2 separate regions of the Homo sapiens genome follow, and region 1 is linked to region 2. The links are chromatin contacts, found by Hi-C or POLR2A ChIA-PET in ENCODE. All regions are on one chromosome and are shown on one strand. Each heading gives the region's core, a stretch centred on a gene start or an enhancer-like site at or near the end of the contact. The rest is flanking DNA. Distances are from core to core; before and after follow the strand shown. Region 1 overlaps CHST11 (carbohydrate sulfotransferase 11). Region 2 has its middle 170 kb from the start of SLC41A2.

Region 1 (4,647 bases), core at 472-2,971, 120 kb before region 2:
GAGGCGGAAGCTTGCCAAGAGAGTCAGAAGAATCTGGACTCCACACCGCCTGCTGCAGGGCCTGCTGGCCTCACAGGGAGAGGGAGGAAGGGGGGTCCACCCTGGCCAGGTGCACTCTGGTGAGAGCAGCCCACAGAGGCCTTGTGGTCTCCCAACTTCCTCAGTCCTTAGGATGCTAACAGGGCTGTAGCAGAGCGAGTCCTCAAAACCAAGGGGCTTCCCCACCACTCTGAATCCACCAGCAATCTCTGCCTCTGCACGGCACCCAGGGCAGGGTGGTCCTTCCCCGCTTTTCTATTCCAGACCGTCCATGAACTGCCTCCATTTCCTCCACCCACCCCCAACATAGCCTCCTTCATGGAGCATATACACATGTGCAAGTGCATATGTTCAGACCCACACACACACACACTCACACTCATACACACTCACACAAACACATCCATACACACATGCACTCACACTTACACACACACTCCCACACATACACACCCACACATGCACTCACACTCATACACACACTCCCACACAAACACATCCATACACACGCACTCACACTCATGCACACTCTCCCACACATACCCACACACACACAAATATACTCTCACACATACCCCTGCATACACACACATCATACATACACACCACATATACACACACACTCCCACACATACCCCTCACATACACAAACCAATACACACCCACACATACACTCTCACACACACCCCACATAAACACACACCCACACATACATTCTCACACACACTCCCACACATACCCCCCACACCTATACATATACACCAACAGAAACACACACATACATACATGCACATACATGCACACTCACACACACACTCTTTTCCAGCTTTGTGTTTCTGCTTCTGCCTTTTCAGTTTCTTTGATTTCCCACATATGGATTTCCTGCCCTGCCTTCTGAGGGTGTTGGGCAGGTGAGAAGCCCTAAGATCATGTTCAGAGCTGAAAACATAATCACCAGATTGGAATACTGGAGATGAGATGGTAGAGAATGGCTAGTTTTAGCTTTTCTCATTAACACGGGGTGGGAGCAGATGACCTTTTCCTTTTAGCTGACAGCTAGTCTGCTGGCCATGGGCACACCCTCCTCCGCAAAGCCTCTTGTGATCTCCAGTCTGACTGGACACGGCTTCTTGCTGCGCCCGTGATCCTAAGCATGGGGTGTGGGTGGTAGGGAAAAGCCTGGAGCAGGGCTGCTTGGTTGAAATCTTGGCTCTGCAAGTTATTTGGTTTTGCTGTGCCTTCATTTCCCCATTTGCAGAGTGGGGTCAGTATTTGCCCTGATTCTTAGGGTTGTTAAGAATATTCGATGAGGAGAGCCACATCAAGTGCTTGGAATGCCTGTCTACTGATCATTACTGTTACCAGCGCGATCATGGTTTTGATCATGGAAGCTCTTAGCCCACTGCACTGTGATCGGTCTAGGAAGTCCTGTCGCTTCCCCCACAGGTTTCGCAGCAAACGGGCCAGGACAGTTATCTCAGGCAGCCTAGAGAACGCCTACAGTGTGAGCAAAGCCACTGTTTAAAGTGAGGTGATACTTTATTCACCAAAGATTCCTTTACTTACAGAAAGTCCCCCTTGAACTTATGATTTGAATTTTAGACATTTTACCCAATCTCTATCTTTCTCTCTCTTTTTCTCTCTCTCTCTGTCTCTCTCTCCTCCCCGCCCCCAGCCCTCTTCTTGCATAATGTGAGAAGAGGCTTTCAACAGCCAAATGGAAACCCCCTTTGTCACCTTGTAGGCGTGTGGCATTGGGACACTGAAGTTAGCAAATCGGCCAGTGACTCATCAGTTTCCTCTCCATAACTGGGGTGTGGTTGGGGGATGGGGCAAAACTGGCACTTGGCAGGAGGCCTTGGCACAGTTCCCAGGCAGCATTCCTTCTGACCCGTCAGTGACCATGTCCTACCCATTAAGGAATATTGTAATGATCAGCCCTGGAGGAAGGAGCATTAAGATTTCTGCTCTGACTTCAGATGTTTTGATACAATTTGGGTAGCTCGAGTTCTCCATCCCTGACAATGAAAATGCCCAGGAATGTCAGGGAAGCGCGTTTTCTGGAAACCTACCTCCCTGAGACCTGTCTGGCCTGCACAGGGGGGTGGACCGTGTGGGAGAGAGGGGATTGTCCCTCTCTCCCCAAGGTCAGCTCTGGCTTGCGGAGTAATGGCTCGTGTGAGTGATGTGTGTGCAGGACTCCATTAGGGGCCCGGCTGTCCAGCTGTCTTGTGGCAAGTGTCTTTGCAGAGAGGGGCGAAAGGAGCAGATAGCTCCAGAAATGGAGAATAAAGAGACCATTGCTTTCTGCTTTCTGGCAAATTCTGCCAAAATACTGCAGAGAATGAAAAACTTTGAAGGAAAACCCCTTTATCAGCTATCCCATGCCTTGTGGCCATTGATTCCACGAGCAGGTGTTTCTGAGAGCTGGAAGCTGGCCTGGCCCTGGCCTCTTTCAGGAATAGAACATGTGAGGATGGTTGGCTTCACCACCTCCAAAGGGACCTCGGGAGGAGTAACCTCCCAATGGGGCAAGATTACTCACCATGACGGGCAGCTCAGTGCATGGCAACAAGCGTATGCTCTGCTGGGCAGCCTTCTTGGCTGGAAAACTGGCTCGTGATTCTGACTGTGACTCTCCCTCCTACACTTTCCAAGCCAAGAGCCTCCCCCAGATTTCACATGCCTCCCGCATGGCACCTCTGTTCTCCTGCTGCCACCACTCAGACACCCAGGCGTGAGGATTACTCTGAAACCCTGATGCTTGGCCATACCTGCCCCACCATTTCTGAGGCTGCCATAATGAATCACCACAGACCAGGTGGCTTAAAACAACAGAAATGTATTCTTTCCCAGTTCTGGAGGCCAGAAGTCCAAAATCAAGGTGTCAGCAAAGCTGTACTCCCTCTGGAGACTCTAAGGGAAGATTTATTATTTGCCTCTCCCAGTTGCCAAACTCCTTGGCTTGGGGCCCCATCTCTCTGCTCCATGTACACGTTGCTGCCCCCTCTTCTGTCTTCTTTTTTGTCTCTTATAAAGACACGTCATTAATATTTAGGGCCTACCCACACACTCCAGGATAATCTCAAGATCCTTAGCTTAATCACATCTGCAAAGACCGTTTATCCAGAGAAGGTCACATTCCCAGATTCTGGGAATTTGGATGTGGACCTATCTTTTGGGGAGGTACCATTCAGCCTACTGTACCTGTTAATGGAATGGTTTGTTACATGGATTAACACTGACTTGAGGCTTTCTAGGGTGAGCCTAGAGCATTTTCTCAAAAATACACATGTGGTGACACCTATTTTTAGCTATTTGACTTGGACAAGTAACTTACCCTCTTTGGGCCTCAGTTTCTTCACCTGTAAAATGGGAATGATAATAGTACCTACCCATAGGTTTGTTATGAGCATTAAATGAGTTCATGTAAGTACAGTGCTTCGAGTGCTATCTGGCAATTAGCAAAGCACTCCATAAATATCAACCATTCTTATGGTGATTATCATCATGGCATCATAATCATCATTGGAAGCTACCCCAGGCAATGAGACTGTCCTAGACAACTCATTTAACATGTAGCACAGCACATTCACAAACCGTTTGTTTCGACTTTTCGACCTACTTAAAATCACTTGGAATTTGTTGCCGTGTGACCTTGGGCAAGTTCCTTAACCTCTCTGAGTCTGGCAGAACATTCCCTGGAAGGGCTGCTGAAAGATTAAATGTGGTCAGCCTCGTGACACATGTTCTGCATCAATCCACGTTGGCTGAGCAGTGAGAAGGCAGCATGTTACAGTCTTGCCTCTCCACAGACGTTGGTGGCATCTTTCTTCCCTGCCCGTGTCTTTATGGCTGCTCGGTTTTCCTCTGCTGTCAGCTCTCCCGGCCTCTGTTGAATGGCCTGCACTTAGTTTTAGTCGATTTCCTCCCCTGAGTCTGATTTCTCTGCAGTTTCCAGCACAGATAAGGCTGTACATTTCAGACTGCGGTCCCAGAGCAGGATTTTTTTGCTGGCTTCTTTGGGGAGGATGTTTGTTAATACAGAATCAAACCTTAGCTGTTCTGCTAGTAAAAGATTTCCAGGTAGATTCTAACTTTGTGTGTTTAAAACTCTTAGCTGTTCATTAAAATGCTGCCTTGTTTCTCTCAGTGGTCTGTCAGAGTGATCCGAACCAGATCACTAATTCTACGACAACCAGTGTTTCTATAATGATAACCACCCTGCCATAGCACTTACTCTGTGCCAGGCATTGTTGTAAGGACTTTATACTTAATCCTTGCATCCTAACGAGGAAGGTGCTGTTACAATCCACATTTTAGAGATGAACAAACAAACAAGGCCCAAGAAACAAAAAGTGTTCAGTAACTTCTTGTCCAGTATCACCCAGTTTATAAGTGGTGAAGCTGGGATTCAAACCCAGGCCCTCTTGAGTCCAGCAGCTCTGCTCTGAGCCACCACCCAGGACTGTCCCTCATTAAATGCCTGAATAATTTCGAAGAGTCAGAGTTCCATAAATGTTTATAGAATTAATTGAATATTGAATGGCTTTTCCTGTTAACGGAGGAATCTCAGTCAGTCTTTGCTAACGGATTAGACTTTTTTTT
Region 2 (4,111 bases), core at 1,235-3,734:
TGACTTAGGAAAACTGATAAACCTATGTGACTTTCTTTGCTTCTCTCAAATACCTGGGTGGGAGATGGTGGAGGACAGTCCACAGCAAACTCAAGTGAATCCATTACTTTTCATTCTCACCAAAGGTCTGGAGCTGTATCTGGTCTCTGGTTTTGGCCTATAGACACTGCCCTTTTGATCTGAGGGTGAAAAGGGGATTCAATCTAAGAGTATTTCATTTCCTAAACAATCTGGAAGAGATGTATTAGTTTAAAAATCACTCATTGTTTGAGCAAACACTTTCCACATATATTCTATGCATTCTCTCTTTCTCTGCATATGCCATGCCTTCTTTCACTTCCATTATATTGGGAAAATTTCCCCCATGTCATTAAATGTTTTTGGAAAAGATGATTGTGCATGATGATACCTATTTTGCAAATTTTATGTACCATAGTTTTTTAACCATTTCTCTGTTGCCGGACATTTAGTTTGTTTATGATTTTCACTCTTATCAACAACTGATATAAATTTTCTCATATATAAATCTTTGGCCCTCTCACATATCATTTACCATGAACATTGGGAGTACCGTATTTTATCCTTTTGGAGTCCTCTCGGTGTTAAGAACAGAAGTGGTTTCACACGTGGCACTTAATTAACGCTTGTTAACTTCACTCATGGCCTAGATCAACTTGCATTGGCGCCCTATAAAACCTGTCTCTTTAATATTAAGCCATATGAAATCACAAGAGTATGCCAAATCCAATTAGCATCTATCACGACCTATCCACTCTATAAACAGGCATTTCATGTTTCTGTTACATTCAACTTCTGAAATGCTATAAGCAGAATCTATTAAGGCAAACAATGAAAACACAAGTAATAATTTCTTAAAAAACACTTTGCAATGCCTGCATCATACATATTAATTTATAGCTGCAGCAACAGAATCTCATATTCAGATGGTGTCCTTTCAAAAGGAACTGTGTAACAAATCCCAGGCAGTACTTAGCTTAACTTACCTTCCTGGTGATTTATATGATGCACATCATTGTGTGCATAAAGTCCAAATTTCATGACACAGACACATACAATTACATGGATGACAGTAATATGCCAATGAATGATATAAACATCAACTGTTAATTCACTAAGAGAAATAGAAAGTCAAGGCAAAAGAGACTACGTCCCAAAACTACCTGACTACTGCCTTTAGGCAAAAGATCTTTTGGAAATCAGCTTTTAAAGACTTTAGTTTTACCACTGCCCTGAAGCAGGCTGAACCTAAAATGGGACTTTACTATCTGCCCAACCCTGGGCCCAGAGTTACTCATGGAATACAGGTGACTTCACCAAGATTCAGGTGAATCCATTACTTCTTATTCCCACAAAACGTCTAGAGCTGAGTCTAGTCTCTGGTTTTGGCCTATTGACACTGACATTTTGATCTGAGGGTGAAAAGGGATTCAACCTAAGAGTATTTCATGTCTTAATCTAGAAGAGAGGTATTAGTTTAAAAGTCATTCATTGAGGAAACACTTTCCACATATTTTCCATGCATTCATTCTCTGTGTGTGTGTGTGTGTGGTGTGTGTGTGTGTAGACTACCTTTTAGGATTTTACTCTATGTTATATAACTTTACTTTGCAACTTTTACTTTCCCGAAAGTGCCTGGATAAGTAATGTGTAAAGTGTAAGGCAAAGTTGTTTCTGTTCTATCTTGAGCAGTTCATAAAATAACCTTCAGGTCACCTTCCCTGTGATCTGCAGATTGGCTTGGTGCGTACTCTAGAGGTGCCAATCATTCTTTCTCCGCTTACTCCTCTCTGTGAGAGGACTCACGGCACTGGAAGAGGCAGTCCAATCACCATGTGATATCTGCTCCTTAACTTGGCCACAGCAGATCAGAAGCCAGAGCCAAAGATGAGTCATTAGATTTTCTGCCAGGAGGAGTTGGAATTGTGACTTAGTGACTGAGTCTGTTAGCTGCATGGGTTTCTCTTTCTTCTGTTTCTCAAATAGCCTCAAGCCCTTCAGCCTCCTGGGTGATGTCTTCCTTGAATATCCGAATAAAATGTCTTAAGTCCTGCAGTGGAGACAAATGCTATGTGTTAAACTCAATTTCATTTCTTCTTCCTCTTCCTGGGCACACAGGAAGACCACATTTCTGAGCTTCCCTTGCAGTTAAGTTGTGCCATGGCTGTCGGGTGCTAAGCAGAGAGGCAATGGCCAGGAAGAAGAGGCAGGAGTCTCTTCTTGTGCAAGAGTTGACAATTAAAGAGGAGAAGAGTAGAATGGTGTTGGTAAGGTCAGATGGAGGCTTTCCCTTCCAAGGAAGTCTTGTGCATATGATGGAGCAGAGAAGTGGGCCACTGGTGCTAAAGAGAGGAAATGTGGTAGAAATGGATGGGTTGAAGGGTGAGCTTGAAACAATATGGGCATGTCAAGGCAGGGACAAGGAGTTACTGAGGAAGCTTATCCAGAGGCCTCAGCCTTCTCCCTGGAGTCAGAACCACCTGCTGAGGGCAGTGGAGGAGAAAGAGTGGGAAGAGAGAAGCTCTGAAACTGCCCTCTGGGCAAGTTCGTGGAGCTGGACAGCATGGATTTGTAGTAAGCCAGACATGAATGGTTTTGTGCCAAACCCGCGGAATTTGGTGTGTGATCTGGGAGAAGGACCAGAGAAGGCTGTCTGTGGGAATTACCAGAAGTCAGAAGCCTATGTTAGCATAACATTATCACTTGCCTAAAGAACAGATGATAGGGAGAAAAATGTTATTCTTCTAGGCCCATATTTATTCACTATTTCTTCCTACTAATAATACCCCAGTGTCTTTAAGTACTAAAACGTTCCATTTCTACAGAATGTTTTCTCTCATCTGTAAGAATAAAAAGGATGTTCATTTTTTTAAAACATTAGGTACTCATTACTAAACAGGACAAAAATCAATCTTTTTTTATTTTTTAAGACCCAAAACAATAGTTAACTACTATTTGAGCTGGGGATCTATTGTCTAGAAAAGTAATAATTATTAAGTAATTCAAAAAATAAATATAAAAGTAACAGGTTCATTTTTGAAAATTTGTTCAGCACAAAAGAGTTTTAAAAAGAAAAAAAATCCATAATCACATCATCCAGAGCAAAACATTTAAAATATTTTGGTGTCTTAAAAAATTAGTGTCATTCCAGATAAAGTTTTGTACTCAGTATTTTTCACACATTATTTTATAAATATTTTCCTAACTCATCAAATGAGCTTTAAAATATAAATTTGCTGACTATAATATATAGTACCAATTTTTTTGAAGTTTATGCCTGTTTTGTTTGTTTATTTTTTGAGACAGGATCTTGCTCTGTTGCGCAGGCTGGATGGAGTGCAGTGGTGCAATCATATCTCATTATAACATCAAATTCCTAGGCTCAAGTGATCTTCCTGCCTCAGCCTCCCAAGTAGCAGGGACTACAGGTGCATGCCACCATGCATGGCTAAATTTTTTTTTTAGGGATGGGGTCTCGCTGTGTTGCCCAGGCTGGTCTTGAATGCCTGGACTCAAGAGATCCTCTCACTTGGCCTCCCAAAGTGTTGGGATTACAGGCATGGGCCACCAGTCCCAGCTTAAGTCTGTTTTCAAATGAAAAATGTAAAGCTGAAAATTGCTGCAATGTATATTGTGATTATTACCTTAGGACCGATTTCTACAATGGTATGTCAATAGGGCAAAGAATATATTTTTCCTTAAAAATAAATTTTCTTTAAAAATAAAAGTTCTAAATGATTTTTTGAGATACACATACATCATTCAAAAATGAAAATGATCTATAAAGTATACACTGACCAGTCTTGTCCTCATCCCTATTCCCTTTCAGCTTATTATGCCTTGTCCTCTATAGGTAACCGTTTTTCTCAGTTTCCTGATTTTTCTTCCAGTGTTTCTTGCCCAAATGTTTATTTCCCAATGAGAGAAATATCCTGTTTCTCACAACCTTACAAAAAGGAAGGATATTTTATACACTGTTCCATGCCTTGCTTTTTTCACCTTACTATGTATCCTGGAGATCTTACCATATAAATCTGTAAAGATATTTCCTATTCCTTCTGTCTCTCAGTTGCATAATGTTCCATTGTATGGA

The links. Hi-C counts contacts between places; a loop is a spot of excess contacts on that map. ChIA-PET counts read pairs that join two places held with the same protein, here RNA polymerase II (POLR2A). Pooled maps may share reads with other maps.
Region 1: a loop to region 2 is called in a pooled map, with 2.2 times the contacts of the local background. The contact joins two enhancer-like sites. A Hi-C loop is called at or near these places in 1 of 168 maps with a recorded cell type or tissue (heart right ventricle), 1 of 37 single-sample maps with no recorded cell type and 11 of 50 pooled maps. POLR2A ChIA-PET finds 5 or more read pairs at or near these places in 2 of 52 experiments (Caco-2 and WTC11).

Annotation. Positions count from the first base shown.
Region 1 is chr12:104,670,075-104,674,721 of GRCh38, forward strand. The region is part of intron 2 of CHST11 (carbohydrate sulfotransferase 11); the gene reads left to right. Among named protein-coding and RNA genes, the nearest start is that of MIR3922, 81 kb to the left of the region's middle. RefSeq lists an enhancer at 1,337-1,941. Within about 2 kb of position 1,722, at least 31 of the 41 ENCODE cell types and tissues checked have a DNase peak (open chromatin) inside an H3K27ac peak, as active enhancers do.
Region 2 is chr12:104,790,912-104,795,022 of GRCh38, forward strand. No RefSeq gene overlaps it. Among named protein-coding and RNA genes, the nearest start is that of SLC41A2, 170 kb to the right of the region's middle. Within about 2 kb of position 2,485, at least 3 of the 41 ENCODE cell types and tissues checked have a DNase peak (open chromatin) inside an H3K27ac peak, as active enhancers do.